2 separate regions of the Homo sapiens genome follow, and region 2 is linked to region 1. Evidence: read pairs that join two places in POLR2A ChIA-PET (ENCODE). Cell type or tissue: PC-9. All regions are shown on one strand.

Evidence for each region. Peaks named below come from ENCODE experiments on the same cell type or tissue, not always from the same donor. Only the 100,000 strongest peaks of a DNase experiment are listed, where the experiment ranks them.
Region 2: POLR2A ChIA-PET joins it to region 1 with 7 read pairs; 1 of 35 experiments calls an interaction of 5 or more read pairs at or near these places.

Annotation. Positions count from the first base shown.
Region 1 is chr2:235,401,346-235,403,845 of GRCh38, forward strand. No RefSeq gene overlaps it. Among named protein-coding and RNA genes, the nearest start is that of AGAP1, 91 kb to the right of the region's middle. In PC-9, no CTCF peak of the experiment used is centred here; a DNase peak (open chromatin) is centred at 1,296; H3K27ac peaks cover 647 bases.
Region 2 is chr2:235,500,080-235,502,579 of GRCh38, forward strand. The region is part of intron 1 of AGAP1 (ArfGAP with GTPase domain, ankyrin repeat and PH domain 1); the gene reads left to right. Among named protein-coding and RNA genes, the nearest start is that of AGAP1-IT1, 4.4 kb to the right of the region's middle. RefSeq lists an enhancer at 387-992. In PC-9, no CTCF peak of the experiment used is centred here; DNase peaks (open chromatin) are centred at 992 and 1,452; H3K4me3 peaks cover 1,158 bases; H3K27ac peaks cover 1,510 bases.

The DNA.
Region 1 (2,500 bases):
TAAACCTCTTTTCTTTACAAATTATCCAGTCTCAGGTAGTTATTTACAGCAATGCAAGAATGGACTAATACACTAGGACTATAGGTGTGTGCCACCACACCTGGCTAATTTTTTTATGTTTAATTTTTTTTGTAGAGACAGAGTCTCACTGTATTTCCTAGACTGTTCTCAAATTCCTGGGCTCAAGCCATCCTCCTGCCTCAGTCTCTCAGAGTGTTGGGATTACAGGTATGAGTCACCACACCTAGATTTGATATTTCAATATAGTCCGTCAACATTTATGCATAGAGTTTAAACATGTGATCCTCCCATCATTTGAATCTTGGCTTTTTCCAGTGTTGCCTTTAGGGAGAATCCCTCCCCTCTCCAATACAATTCCCTGTCCTCAGACTCTTGATTGGTGTCCTTGTCAGGCAAGCCAAGCCTTTGCAGAAAATGGGGATTTGAAGTAAAGAGTAGACTTTGACCCAGATCCTTGTCACTAACCCAATTCCCGAAGCCATTAGAAGGAATGGGAAAAAAATCACCCACATTTAAAACAGCCTACAACTTTCTCCTTCTCCAGCAGTGACTGAAATTACTTAAATGTCTAATTTTAATTTGATACATTTATCAGTACTTCTTAACTCTCATGAACTTATTCCAATCCTATTATGCAGAGATGTAGATTCAAATACATCTCTATAATTTGCAACAGTTAATCCTTTCCTGAATCCAATGCTCCAAGGCTAAACCTGGCTTTGAGATGCCAGAACCGATTAATGACAAAAAGGTAACACTTGCTGAGTGTGAATATTTCAGTTCATTTCTGCAACAGCTTTCGTTGGCCATTTTTATCAGAAGTCATCCCCCAATGATTCTCCATTTCTCTCAGACGAGGACTAGCACAGTGAAAAAAACATAATCTTTGGCACCAGACAGACTTGGGTTTCAGTCCCAGGCTTGTAATTAATAACTATAGGATCTGGGCAAACACATTACTTCTGAGCTTCTTTATCTGCCTATGGCATCATGATTGTTTAACTTTCAGGACAGTAGTGAGATTTAGAAATACGTGATGTGTCTGTGTCATGCCAAACTCCATGCCTCAGGTCTTCCACGGGGTATCTGGTCTATTTCCCACCTCCATTGGCCCTAACCCCTCTCACTGGCTTTCCAAAAGCAAAAGTAGCCTCCTTGTATGGTAACCCTGAACTTTGCCTGGATCCCTTTCAATCAAAAGGAAAGAATGTTCTCCTGCCCATTAAAGGAATGTGACATTTTCTTGCAGCCATTGATCACTGCTCAGGATTCTATTAGGAACTTGATGTTCCTTAGCAACCCCCTAGCAACAGAAGCTTACCTGCAATTGCATAAGGCTTTCCAGAAATTGTTTTCTAAAGGCACACTTATTCCTTACCAACATTTTTACCCTCAAGGAAATAATTTCTCTTTATTGCTTTTCCTGATCACAGAAGTAATACAAACTCGCTTTAGAAAATTCAAGCAATACACAAGTAAAGAAAAATAAAACTTCCTGGTCGATACTACTCTGTTCTCACCCTCGCACCCTGCCCCAAAGAAAACCTCCCAATAGATACTGTTAAACGAGGTTGGGGAGGTGGTGCTTTTGGTTGGTTTTTGGGGTTTTTTAATGGAGTTTAAGTTACTTTCATGGGCAATATGTGACAAAACTTTTTTTAGGTGTCAAAAATAGAAGACAGTTTCCCTTTTCTTTTAAGGAAGTGACTACCACAATTCCTGAATTCTGGGTTGTTTTGTTATTGTTGTTTTTTTCCTTTCTTTCCTAGACAATAAATATTTCCTTTATACTGAATTTAAGGAGACTGACAAAAGGACAGACTGTGGAAAGACTGTGAATAAGTTTGCCCAACCCAGTGAGCAGTGTTGGAGTGTGTGGTATAAAGACCAAAATGAATTAACATAAAGGCCAAGATGACATGGTCACTCAGTAGCTATCATGGCAATAAGCTGAGCTGGAATCCTCTGTACCTGAAAATAATAAAGCTGCTTTTTAAACCTTAATGAGAGTCTAAATGGATGCAACTAAGGCTAAAAGGAAAAATAGGCTTCAGGTGACTACAATGTGACCAACTCTCCAGGAAGCAAAAGATCTGAAGCCCCGTCCCTATAGTAACACCTGTCTCAGACCTGGAACATTACCACACCTGAGGTTCATTTCCTTTAGATCTTAAAAGCAATCGAAGTTTGAAACTCTCCTTGGTGCAAACACCTTTGGAAAAGGATGCCCTGCAATTGTAAAGTCTGGCCTTAGGAAGTGTTGCCCGGGCTCAATACTACGGAAAGTCCTCAGGGGACACAGCAGAGGGCCAGAGACCATAAAGCAAAATCTTTAGAGAAAGTCTTGTAGTGCAAATTGTAATATAGAAAACATAATATAGAAGAACAGCCCTACTCTTATTGAAGAGTTTGTAAATCCCTGGTATGGAAGAGAATAAATAGGATTTTAATTTCACATCTGGGCCCTGGTATTCATATC
Region 2 (2,500 bases), 99 kb after region 1:
AAGTGAAATTTTCTTTACTGTAGGTAGGGGAAGCAAAAGATTTGCTTGCTAAATCTTGGCAGCTTTTTCAGATCAGCTGTCTACAACAGGTTGGTGTTTATGTTGGGTGTAAGTGAATTTCAGACATAGAATCAATATTAAGAGGACAAATGGGTGACAGCCTGTGTCACTGCCATGATATAGTATCTTTGGCGTCACACCGAGAGCAAACGTGAGTGTGTGTCAGGTCACATTGAGGGCTGATGGAAACAGATTGCCGGCCCCTCCCATACCTCCCGAGTTTCTAGTTCTGTGGGTTTGGAGCAGGACGCACGAATGTGCCTCTCTAAGAAGTGTCCTGAGGATGCGGATGCCCTGGTCCAGGGACCGCACTTCTGGAAGCATAGCTGTAAAGGAAAGGCAGCTCCAGTTGACTTGGTATCATCTCTGGGCCGTTGTTTCTTCTTCCTTGCTGTGCTTGTAGCCAGCTGAGAAGGTTTCCTATCAGCCTGCCCTGCAGGTTTCAGGTGAAGACACCTAAGGCCAGCTGCTCAGGGAGTTGCTTGTGGTCACGCAGGCTAAGTGTGGTGGACGAGGGACTTAAACCAGATCTGAATGGTTTCAAGCTGGTGTTCATGTGATCTTCATGATGCTGTTTGAAAAGCAGCTGAATGCTGGGTGAGGGGCCTGTCGTGCCAGACCCCTTTAAATTTCATTAGGGATGGCACCGGGTTCAAGAGACTGGAGAGGAGACCTAGAGCCAGCAAACAAAAGACAGAGGGTTTATTAGGGGAATTTATTTACAGAGTGGTCCCATGGCGGCCTGGGCAGGAGAAGCGCTGCTGCTTGCTTTCAGAAAGCGTGCAGTTTATATAGCATTTTCGCTTAACACCCTCCCCCAAACAACCACCACCCAGCAACCTTAACACCAATCAAAGAGCCTCAATACCCTGTATGGCCTGCTTTCCATGGGACAGGCTGGGGGTTTAGATGTTCCTCATAGATAAGGAATGAATCTCTGGGTTGGCCACTCCCGGATTCCTTAGCTCAGAACCCCGAACATACATTCAGGTGCACCTGCCATGTGGGGCCATTCTCAGTTATTGCTGTCAGGGGCATCTGTCAGTGGGCTGCGTTTCTGCGACACGGTGGCATGTCGGATGGACATTGCCAAGAGAATCTGGTTAGGAGGTAGAGGCAGCTGATGTCCATTTCCTTCTAGACTCATTCTGTGGTTTTGCGGATTTTCCTTCTTGTCTTTCGGAGATTGTTGCTTTTTAATGTAGTCTTATGTATATTTAGATTGGGTTCTTCAGTATTCACTTATTATATGATAATTTGGCAGATGACACATTTTGTTACCAATATTTCCAAGCTGAAAGCGCGTTTCTGTAAAAGACAGGAGCTAGATGTTACTAGTAGCTTAAAAGAGCTGTTGGAGGAGCCTGAAGGAAGTGACTCATAAGGGAGAGAAGCAGTGGGGGCAGCTGCAGGAACCTTCAAAACAAAACCTGCAGCCCTGTTGCTACCACCTCTTGTTTTTTGCCTAAACCAGGCGTTTTATTTTGTTAAGACGAAAATCCCTTATTTTGCATCCGTTTTTCCCCCTGTATACCCTGCAGGTGTTTATAGTTTGTGAGTCTCACTCTGGCTTGTTTTAACCACTGATTTCGTTTCGTCTTATGTTTCTCTACACTCTAGCAAACCTGTGTCCCCCTCCCCGCCCCCATCCCAATCCTCCAGCCTTCACGTCCTTAGCTTAAGTGATTGAGTCTGGCAAAGCGGATGAGGCTTAGCTATTTTTAAAATCCAGGGTTTGAGGTTCTGATCTGGTGCTTAGCTACATAATTCCTTCCCTTTGTTAAGTACCTTTCTCCGAGAAACAAAATGCACTCTACAGATGTTAATCTCTAATCTTTGCAGCATCTGTTATTTTTATTCAGGGGTACAAGTGCTTTGTGTGTGCTGCGGTGAGCCCTGGCCTTCTGGAAGCTCTGTGCTTCTGAGGGGCTGAGGGGGATTTGGGGGTCCCTTTTCATAGTGTGGGCTGTCTTTCCCAAGATGCAGTGATGACCCATCAGAGGCAGGGTTGGTATTGTCCGTGGGGTCCAGTCCCTCTATCTTCCAGGGCTTTTCTGGTCACAAGAGACCATGGCCAGAAGTGGGTATCGTGCTTGTGTCTGGGGCCTGGGGAGGGAAGGAAAACAAATACCACCCCCTGCAGAAGAGATCGTTAATGGATTCTTTGAGTAACCAGCCAGATAGCTTGTTTGTGTGCGAGGTTGGGACATTTTCCGTAAAGAGCAGACTAAATATAGGCTCGAGGGTGGGGACCAGGGCCCGAGAGGGGGCTGCCACTGCTTGCTCCAGTATTGTTTCTTCCATTGGTAACCAGAACTTGCCACCAGTCCCAAACAGGTGGCCACCCTGAGCTCTCTGGGAACAGATTGGTGTTTTTGTTTAACCAGGGGCTCATTTGCAAATTTCACACTTCTCCCGCTGTTTGATGGGGATTGTCTTT